Regions from separate parts of the Homo sapiens genome. Here region 2 is linked to region 1. A link is a loop called in an ENCODE intact Hi-C map of the cell type or tissue named here. Cell type or tissue: CD14-positive monocyte. All regions are shown on one strand.

Region 1 (5,000 bases):
CATTGATCCCTGCTGTTCTGTGCTAGCAGAACCTATCAGCATCTTCTGGGCAGGAAACTGGCTCCATGAGACTGGCTTAGGGAGAGGCTGCTAGTCACCTAATCTGCAGAGAAGGGGCAGCTGGAGCTGTGGGACAGAAGAGGCATCCATGTAGCTGGTGGGGGTGTCTCAGCTTGTGAAGAGGAGATGGCTTTGAGCAGGGCTGACACTGAAAAGGCTGGAAGAAAAAAACAGACACACAAGAGTCTCAGGATCAGGTAGCATAGGAAAGTTGTGGACAGTCTTTGAGGAGCACTCCCTCAGGCAGGCAGGCAGGCAGGTCATGAGCTATAGCGATTCAGGAAGAGCTCCCTGGGTGTGTGAGCAGCTCCAGGAGCCTAAGGGATGAAAGTAGTATTGCAGGGGGCTGGAGAGCAAGGAGTGGCTCCTTCTACATTTGCAAGGGAAGGAGAAAGGAAGTTGCTCCTGAGAGTGGTAAGAGTCAGTGGTGGAGGCCTGGAGAGGAGACATAACAAACAAATTTGTTGACAAACATTTTGGTAGGAAGGGGGAGAGCTTAAAGTTTAGACAGTGGGGAAGGTGGAGTCTTAGAGGAGGTGAATGTCTGAAAGACAGAGCTAGCTGGAGCAAGAAGTCACTTCTCTGTTGCAGGCAGGAAGGATCCAAAGTGGCTCAAGCCAGAGATTGGGAGAGTGGGGAGGAGGGAGCAGCCTGGATCTAAGTAAAATGGGTAGAGGTGGAGGGGGTGCTGCAACGGCCAGGGTTTTCTGAAGTTGGGGACATTAGGAGAGAGCTGTGAGGGCTTTGGCCAGCCACTGTGCTAGTGATTGGTGAACCAAAGGATGGGCAGGAGATGGCAGCAGGGAAGCAGAGGAAGTCCAGGCTTCCTGTTGGTATTGGGACAAGGGAGAGGCCATAGGAGGCCCTGGCCCTGTTGTCCAGGTTGGGTTCTGAAGCTGGGTGGGCATGGCCTGGTAGGAGAGCATCTATGGCGCCCAATTCCAGATTCAGGGTCTAGTTGATTTGCTGGCCCTGTAGCCTCAGCTCATGCTTCTGTTCCAGGCCTATTTGCACTCTATGTGCATCATCCACCGGGATCTGAACTCGCACAACTGCCTCATCAAGTTGGTATGTCCCACTGCTCTGGGCCTGGCCTCCAGGGTCCTATCCTTCCTGGCTTCCTTGTCACAAAGGAGGCTGACTTGTCCCCTCTGGCTAGAGGGCAGAGGTGTTGCCTAGGAGCTCCTATCTTTCCCTTCCTGCTTCTTCCAATGCCCTTCTCTGTCCTCTGGGAGCTCCGAGACACACACAGACATAATTTCACCTTCTCTCATTAGCAACCTTTGAAATAATTTGATTAGAAGGGACTTCAGAAGTTTGTTGACTATATGTAGAAAACCCTGTCATTTTACCTGCTTTTGCCCCATAGTAGTCTTGTAAAACAGTTCATTGCTGACCCCATTTTACAGTGGTGGCACCTGAAGCCTCAGCCTGAGGCCACCGAGCTAGTAAATTTACAGGGACCAGTTTGAGACCAGCATTCCTCCCACTGCCCCTCAGCTGTGGTGGTTACAATGTTGTTTGTCTTACTGACTTGCTATCTGGCTTCCTGGGTGTCTACCGGCTGGCCCTGGCTCTGCCCTCTAGACCCACACCACGCAATCTTCATTCCTTTCCCACATGACTGCCCTGTAGCTATTCAAAGAGCTTGTCTCCCCCAAGTCTCCCCATCTACTGCCTCCACCTTGCCTTTTTCTGTCTTATCCTGGTTCTAGCCACTGCCTGAAATCATTTTAGGAATAAGACAGGACAGGGAAAAACAAAAGCAACCCCCTGTCCCACCTCTGAGTTCCACTCTCCAAGTCCCTGAGCCTCACCTCCAGGGCTCCAGTGGCTCTGCCATGAACCCACTGTGGGCTGGGAGTCTGCTGTGCACAGATACCAGACCCTCAGAAACACAAATGCCAAGTGTGTCTGTTTTTTTGTTTTGTTTTGTTTTGTTTTTTAGATGGAGTCTCATTCTGTTTCCCAGGCTGGAGTGCAGTGGTGCAATCTTGGCTTACTGCAGCCTCTACCTCCCGGGTTCTAGTGATTCTTCTGCTTCAGCCTCCCAAGTAGCTAGGACTACAGGCGTGTGCCACCACGCCCAGCTAATTTTTTTTTTTTTTTTTTTGTATTTTTAGTAGAGACGGGGTTTTGCCATGTTGGCCAGGCTGGTCTTGAACTCCTGACCTCAGGTGATTCACCCGCCTTGGCCTCCCAAAGTTCTGGGATTACAGGTGGAAGCCACCGTGCCTGGCCTGAGTGTGTCTATTTGATAGAGCTTTCTGCTCTGATTCTCCCTTGCTATACACCTTTTCTCCCCTTCTCAGTGGCTTCTCTTGCCTATGCTTCCTCCCCAGGGCCAGGTTTGAGAACATCCCCATGAAGTCCTGACCTGTCTTTTATCCTACCAGGACAAGACTGTGGTGGTGGCAGACTTTGGGCTGTCACGGCTCATAGTGGAAGAGAGGAAAAGGGCCCCCATGGAGAAGGCCACCACCAAGAAACGCACCTTGCGCAAGAACGACCGCAAGAAGCGCTACACGGTGGTGGGAAACCCCTACTGGATGGCCCCTGAGATGCTGAACGGTGAGTCCTGAAGCCCTGGAGGGGACACCCGCAGAGGGAGGACAGATGCTGCCCTTGCATCAGAGCCCTGGGAATTCCAGGGGAGGCCTGTGAAGCGTAGGACCGGATACCCAGAGCTGAGGATATTTTTCCCTTGCCAGGTGGGGCCTCACGATTTAGCTCCTGAGCTCAGGGGGCTGGGAACTGATCAGTGTCCCATCATGGGGGATAAGGTGAGTTCTGACTGTGGCATTTGTGCCTCAGGGATCGCTAAGAGCTCAGGCTATTGTCCCAGCTTTAGCCTTCTCTCTCCATGGTGAGAACTGAAGTGTGGTGCCCTCTGGTGGATAATGCTCAAACCAACCAGAGATGCTGGTTGGGATTCTTGAAATCAGGGTTGTGAGGCCTCAGAAATGGTCTGAATACAATCCATTTTGGAGTCTGAGGCCCAGAGAAGTTCAGTGAATTGCCTAGGAGCATACAGCTGCCTAATGGCAGAGGCTAGATGAACCCTAGTCTGGTTCTTTTCCACTTTAACGTGCAGTTTCATCCTAGGCAGTGTTATGTTATAAGGGCTCTCCAAGGCAGTTCACCTACAGCTGAGGAAGGACTATTTTCAGGTGGTGTCTGCGCAGGACAGCCTGTGGGGTGTCCCTACAGAACCTGTTCTAGCCCTAGTTCTTAGCTGTGGCTTAGATTGACCCTAGACCCAGTGCAGAGCAGGTAAGGGATGTAAACTTAACAGTGTGCTCTCCTGTGTTCCCCAAGGAAAGAGCTATGATGAGACGGTGGATATCTTCTCCTTTGGGATCGTTCTCTGTGAGGTGAGCTCTGGCACCAAGGCCATGCCCGAGGCAGCAGGCCTAGCAGCTCTGCCTTCCCTCGGAACTGGGGCATCTCCTCCTAGGGATGACTAGCTTGACTAAAATCAACATGGGTGTAGGGTTTTATGGTTTATAACGCATCTGCACATCTTTGCCACGTTCGTGTTTCATTGGTCTTAAGAGAAGGACTGGCAGGGTTTTTTTGTTTTAGATGGAGCCTCACTTCGTTGCCCAGGCTGGAGTGCAGTGGCACAATCTGGGCTCACTGCAACCTCTGCCTTCTGGGTTCAAGTGATTCTCCTGCCTCAGCCTCCCAAGTAGCTGGGACTACCGGCACACACCACCATGCCCGGCTAATTTTTGTATTTTTAGTAGAGACAGGGTTTCACCATGTTGGCCAGGCTGGTCTTGAACTCCGGACCTCAGGTGATCCGCCTGCCTCAGCCTCTAAAAGTGCTGGAATTAATAGGCGTGAGCTACCTCGCCCGGCCAGGTTTTTTTTTTTTTTTTTTTAGTTGAGGAAACTGAGGCTTGGAAGAGGGCAGTGGCTTGCACATGGTCGATAAGGGGCAGATGAGACTCAGAATTCCAGAAGGAAGGGCAAGAGACTGTTCATGTGGCTGTCTAGCTAGCTCTTGGGCCAAATGTAGCCCTTCTCAGTTCCCTTCAAGTAGAAGTAGCCACTCTAGGAAGTGTCAGCCCTGTGCCAGGTACCACGTGGACAGAGTGAGGAATCTTGGAAAGATTCCTACCTTTAGGAGTTTAGTCAGGTGACAGCATATCTCAGCGACTCAAACACACACACATTCAAAGCCTTCTGTAATTCCTACAAAGTTGTGAGGGGTAGAGGAGAGGAGAGACAAGGGATGGTTAGGATAATGAAGGAATGTTTTGTTTTTGTTTTTGTTTTTGAGATGGAGTTTCACTCTGTCACCCAGGCTGGAGTGCAGAGGTGCAATCTTGGCTCACTGCAGCCTCCGCCTCCCAGGTTCAAGCAATCCTCCTGCCTCAGCCTCCCAAGTAGCTGGGACTACAGGTGTGCGCCACCACGCCTGGCTAATTTTTGTATTTTCAGTAGAGACAGGGTTTCGCCATATTGGCCAGGCTGGTCTCAAATGCCTGACCTCAGGTGATCCACCCGCTTCAGCCTCCCAAAGTGCTGAGATTACAGGCATGAGCTACCGTGCCTGGCCATGAAGGAAGATTTGTTTTAAAAAATTGTTTTCTTTAATATTAATTGAACACCTCTGTTCAGAGCACTGGGCTGGTGCCAGAGGGTTTCAGACATGAATCAGATCCAGCACCTCATAGAGCCTTAACTCTGGCACACACACACAGCCACAAGGAGACACAGACAAGGCAGGGTAGGATGAGTGGAAGCTAGGAGCAGATGCTGATTTGGAACACTTGGCTTCTGCAGTGAAGCCCCTTCTTAGTCCTCTTCAGTAACCCAGCTCTCAGTGGATACAGGTCTGGATTAGTAAGATTTGGAGAGATGATTGGGGATTGGGGAGAGCTCTCTAACCTATTTTACCACCTCCTCTTCTGCCATTCTTCCTGTCCACA
Region 2 (5,000 bases), 510 kb before region 1:
TGTGTATTAGCAATGAACAATTGGTAACAAAAAATTTTTAAAAATCACTTACAATGACCCCATGAAATACTTAGATATAATTATAACAAAACAAATATAGTATCTATATGTAAATAGTGTTAAATACTGATGAAATAGAAGACCAAAATAAATGGAGAGACATACAATGCTCATGGATCAGAAGATTCAAGAGAGTAAAGACGTCAGTTTTCCCTTGACTGATCAGTAGCTTGAATGCAATTCCAAAAAAAATCCCAGCAGGACATTTTCTCAGCATAGACAAACTTATTATACATTTATATGAAAAGATAAAGAAATTAGACTAGCTAAAGCAACTTTGAAAAAGAAGAATAAAGGTGGAGTAATTACTCAATTTTAAGACTTATCATAAAGAAACAAGACAGTGTGATGTTGGCAAACACTATATAGATTAATGAGATAGACATATACATTAATGGAACAGAATGGAGAGTCCAGAAATGGGCCCAGACAAATATGGTCAGATGGCTTTTGACAGAGGTGCAGAAACAATTTAATTGAGAAAGGTTAGTCTTTTCAACAAGTAGTGTTGGAACAATTGGACATCCATATGCAATAAAATGAATCTTGATTTATACTTCTTATTTATATAAAATTTAACTCAAAATGTAAACCATACAACTATAATACTCCCAGCAGTTTGGGAGGCCGAGGCGGGTGGATCACTTGAGCCCAGGAGTTCGAGACCAGCCTGGGCGATATGGCGAAACTCCATCTCTACCCAAAATAGAAATATTAGCCAGGCATAGTGGTGTGCAACTGTAGTCTCAGCTATTTGGAGGCTGAGTCAGGAGAGAATCATTTGAACCTGGGAAGCAGAGGTTTCAGTGAACCGAGATTACACTACTGCACTCCAGCCTGGGTGACAGAGTGAGACTCCATCTCAAAAAATAAAAAATAAAAAATAAAATAAAAATAAAATGCAATTTTGGGCCGGGCGCGGTGGCTCACGCCTGTAATCTCAGCACTTTGGGAGGCCAAGGCGGGTGGACCACGAGGTCAGGAGATCGAGACATCCTGGCTAACACGGTGTAACCCTGTCTCCACTGAAAATACAAAAAATTAGCCGGGCGTGGTGGCGGGCGCCTGTAGTCCCAGCTACTCGGGAGGCTGAGGCAGGGGGTGAACCCAGGAGGCAGAGCTTGCAGTGAGCTGAGATTGCACCACTGCACTCCAGCCTGGGCAACAGAGCAAGACTCCGTCTCCAAAAAAAAAAAATGCAATTTTGATTTATGTCTCTTCTCTGGCTCCTCTTGCGCTCTAGACCCATCCAGCTTCTGCTGTCTTCACTGGCACACCATCTTGCTGCCAGCCAGCGTGAATGCTGTACCTCTTGTTGGCAAGGTCTGTTCCCTAGTATCCAGCCCCTTCCCACACCCTATTTTCCTCAAGTCTGTTTACCCTCCAGGGAGAGGCCATTCAGGAAAGCCTTCTCTGAGCCAGCCTCCTGCCTGGGCCAGATGTTTGCTCCCAGGTGTTTGCTCCTTGGCTCAGCCCCTCGAGCATGGTAGCGTAGCAGTTAGTCTGAGCATGGGCTTCCTAGAGCCTCAGAGTCCCCGCTTGTCAGTCCCCTAGAAGCTTCAATTCTGTGCTTCCCAGGGTCCCTTCAATCAAAGATTTCTAAGTCAGTGGAAGCAGAGATGCTGGAGCCAGCCTGCCTGGGTTCAAATCGTGGCTCCCACACTTACCCACTGTGTGACCTTGGACAAGTTGCTTGCCGTCTTTTGCATCATTTCTCTCCTTTGTAAAATGGGTTTCATGATAGAACCAACTCTTAGAGGTGCTGTGAGGATTAGTTTAGATAATGTGTGAAGAGATCTTGGCACACGGCTTGGCAAACACTCGACTAAAGTAAGCTGCAGTTATTGATAGTCACTTTCGCAGCTTTAAAATAATACAGGTTCCCAAGAAGTCCCCTGCCCTGCTAAAACAGAATGAGAATGACTTTTGGGTGCAGAGGGTATTTGTATTTTTTTTCAAAAGCTCCTTGAGTGGGATTGGCAGATTCAAAATATACAAACACAGGTTGGCCGGGTGCAGTGGCTTACGCCTGTAATCCCAACACTTTGGGAGGCTGAAGTGGACAGATCACTTGAGGTCAGAAGTTCAAGACCAGCCTGGCCAACATGGTGAAACCTGTTTCTACTGAAAATACAAAAATTATCCAGGTGTGGTGGTGCATGCCTCTAATCCCAGCTACTTGGGAGGCTGAGGCAGGAGAATTGCTTGAACCCAGGAGGTGGAGGTTGCAGTGAGCCGAGATTGAGCCACTGCTCTCCAGCCTGGGCAACAGAGTGACAGAAAAAAAAAAAAAAACCCACAGGTCACCCAGTTTAATTTGAGCTTCAAATACAAAACGAATAATATTTTAGTATAAGGATGTCTCATGCAATATTTGGGCAGTCTATATACTAAAATTTATTTATTGTGTGTCTGAAATTCAAATGTAACTGGGCATCCTGCATTTTATCTACGAGCATTTAACCCTATCCTGGGGGACCTTGACCCCCAGCCCACTTGGGGTCTCTGCTCCCAACTCCCTGGTCCAAAGGCAAACCTCCAAGTCAGAAAAGAGATAGTATCCTTTTACTTGACACAGGGGGGCGCTAGAAGATGGCTTGTTCGCTTTCTTTTCTGTAACTCAGTGTCTAGGGAAGCACCAGCAGGTTGGCTGGCTTGCAACAAATCTCTCCGTACCTGTGAGTCATTTTCTGATGTTCAGGTTTGTAAGAAACCGATACAGAGCTGGCCACCTCCCTCTTGGGCCTTCACTTCTGGGGGGCTAGCCTAGCGCCTCAGGGGCTCCCCGGTTCTCGCCTCCCCTAGGCTCGCCTACCCTCCATTGATGTCATAACTCTATTCTGATATCACAGCCCAGCACTTGGAATTATCCCAGGCAGCCCAGGCTCTGCCCTTAGAGCAACTAGAGCAGGCAGTAGAGTGGGGTGGGCGGGGATGAGGAGGGGGTTGGGTGGCTGGTGGCCCTAGAGGCTGGCCCTAAAGAATACCTGGACAGCCTGCCACCCTATTGCTCCAAAATGAAAATCCTCTAACAGGTAGGACTTGGAAGAATTTCCTCCTGTTCCTGTTGGGTGTGATCCCACTGAGGTGGAAATAAATTCCCAGGGAGTGTGGCGTTGTTCTGGCTCTGTAAACAGCTCTCGGGAACCCTGCTGCCTGTGTGCCTGGGGATGCAAGTGGGCTTGGTCCACTTAACAGTCCTCTCTTCCCGTTTGAAGGAATGACTTCACAAAGCACAGTGTTTCTTACTTGTTGGGGGAGACATTCCTTAGGGCTTGGAGAATGCCTGCAGATACTGATCCAGGTTCTTCTGTGGCCACTGCCTCTGTCCTCACTCCCTAAGAAGATGGATGGGAACAGGGTTATGCTCTCCTTAGAACAAAGGGAAAATATAGGTGCATTCAAGCTATTGACCCTCAGACCCCTCAGTCCTGAGGAGGAGAGAAGCCCCATCCTCCCAGCTGGCCAGACAGTATAAAGAACTCTCTTATGAACTCACTTGAGTGAAAATTTGACTGGTATGGATTAAACAACACAAGAAAAGAAAACTGAATAACTTCTCTCTTACTTTGAGGGACATGAAGTCTTCCTGGGGGAGCATGTTAAAACTGCAGATTCCTAGGGCAGGACCACTGAGATTCAGATCCGATGGTCATATGGCACCTAGGGACCCCCATTTTAATTTTTATTTGTTTTAATTTAATTTAAATTTTTTTTATAGAGACAGGGCCTCACCGTGTTGCCCATGCTGGTCTCAAACTGCTGGGCTCAGGCAATTTTCCTGCCTCGGCCTCCCAAAGTGCTGGATTACAGGTGTGAGACACCCGGCCCTCCCCCATTTTTATTTTTTATTTTTATTTATTTATTTTTGAAATGGAGTCTTGCTCTGTTGCCCAGGCTGGAGTGCAGTGGTACGATCTCAGCTCACTGCAACCTCCACCTCCCGGGTTCAGACGATTCTCCTGCCTCAGCCTCCCCAGTAGCTGGGATTACAGGCTTGTGCCACCATGCCTGGCTAATTTTTGTGTTTTTAGTAGAGATGGGTTTCACCATGTTGTCCAGGCTGGTCTTGAACTCCTGACCTCAAGTGATCTGCCCACCTCCGCCTCCCAAACTGCTAGAATTACAGGCGTGAGCAACCACTCCCTACCTTCCCCCATTTTTATAATAAACATTCTACACAGGGCTCCTGCCAGCCCTCCAAGCTTCTCACTTTGAGAAGCACAGTCCGCTCTGTCAGACTCCCTGGATTGCTTATTGCTGCTATCTCTCTTCCCCCATCTCCAAATTCCATGTTTTTCTTGGAGGGAGGTTTAATTCAGCTTTACTCCACATATTTATTTAATGTGCTGGATCCAGGAAGACAAAAGTGATGGTGTAGGGCCTTATTGTTCATCAAGTGCATTGTATCTGAGTTTTTGGCCCCTGCCTTCTAGGCCTAGGTGCAGCCCCTCTCTCTACCTAAGAAAACCACTTCTGTCTATATCAGGAGTGCTATACCCTTTCTTCATCAGAGACTTTCTCTTCATGGTTCTCACCCCAACTGAGAAAATGGAATATAAGCGTGAATTATTGGTCATTAAAACTGATAGTGGAGCCAGGCATGGCAGTTCATGCCTGTAATCCCAGCATTTTGGGAGGCTGTAGTGGGAGGATCGCTTGAGGCCAGGAGTGGAGAGCAGCCTGGGCAACATATCAAGACCCCATCTTTCAAAAAAAGTAATAATAGTAACTGGGTGTGGTAGCACACACCTATAGTCCTACCTACTCAAGAGACTGAGGTGGGGCGATCACTTGAGCCCAGGAGGTCAAGGCTTCAGTGAACTATGATCATGCCTGGGTGACAGAGCAAGACCCTTTCTCTAAAAACAAAAACAAAAAACTGGTAGTAGTGAAGGGTATGGCTCATGGAAGGGACTAGTTTCTGTTTCTCTGGTGGC

The links. Hi-C counts contacts between places; a loop is a spot of excess contacts. Peaks named below come from ENCODE experiments on the same cell type or tissue, not always from the same donor. Only the 100,000 strongest peaks of a DNase experiment are listed, where the experiment ranks them.
Region 2: it touches region 1 in a loop (4-fold over the local background); 2 of 110 quality-filtered maps call a loop at or near these places.

The regions. Positions count from the first base shown.
Region 1 is chr22:31,270,074-31,275,073 of GRCh38, forward strand. LIMK2 (LIM domain kinase 2) reads left to right here. Exons shown (of 16, transcript NM_005569.4): 12 at 1,063-1,128; 13 at 2,457-2,631; 14 at 3,379-3,434. Among named protein-coding and RNA genes, the nearest start is that of PIK3IP1, 20 kb to the right of the region's middle. In CD14-positive monocyte, CTCF peaks have their summits at 2,987 (motif pointing left) and 3,191; DNase peaks (open chromatin) are centred at 2,608 and 2,928; H3K27ac peaks cover 2,102 bases.
Region 2 is chr22:30,761,298-30,766,297 of GRCh38, forward strand. All of the region lies in intron 2 of OSBP2 (oxysterol binding protein 2), which reads left to right. Among named protein-coding and RNA genes, the nearest start is that of MIR3200, 32 kb to the left of the region's middle. RefSeq lists a silencer at 2,633-2,682. In CD14-positive monocyte, CTCF peaks have their summits at 2,635 (motif pointing right) and 2,839; no DNase peak of the experiment used is centred here.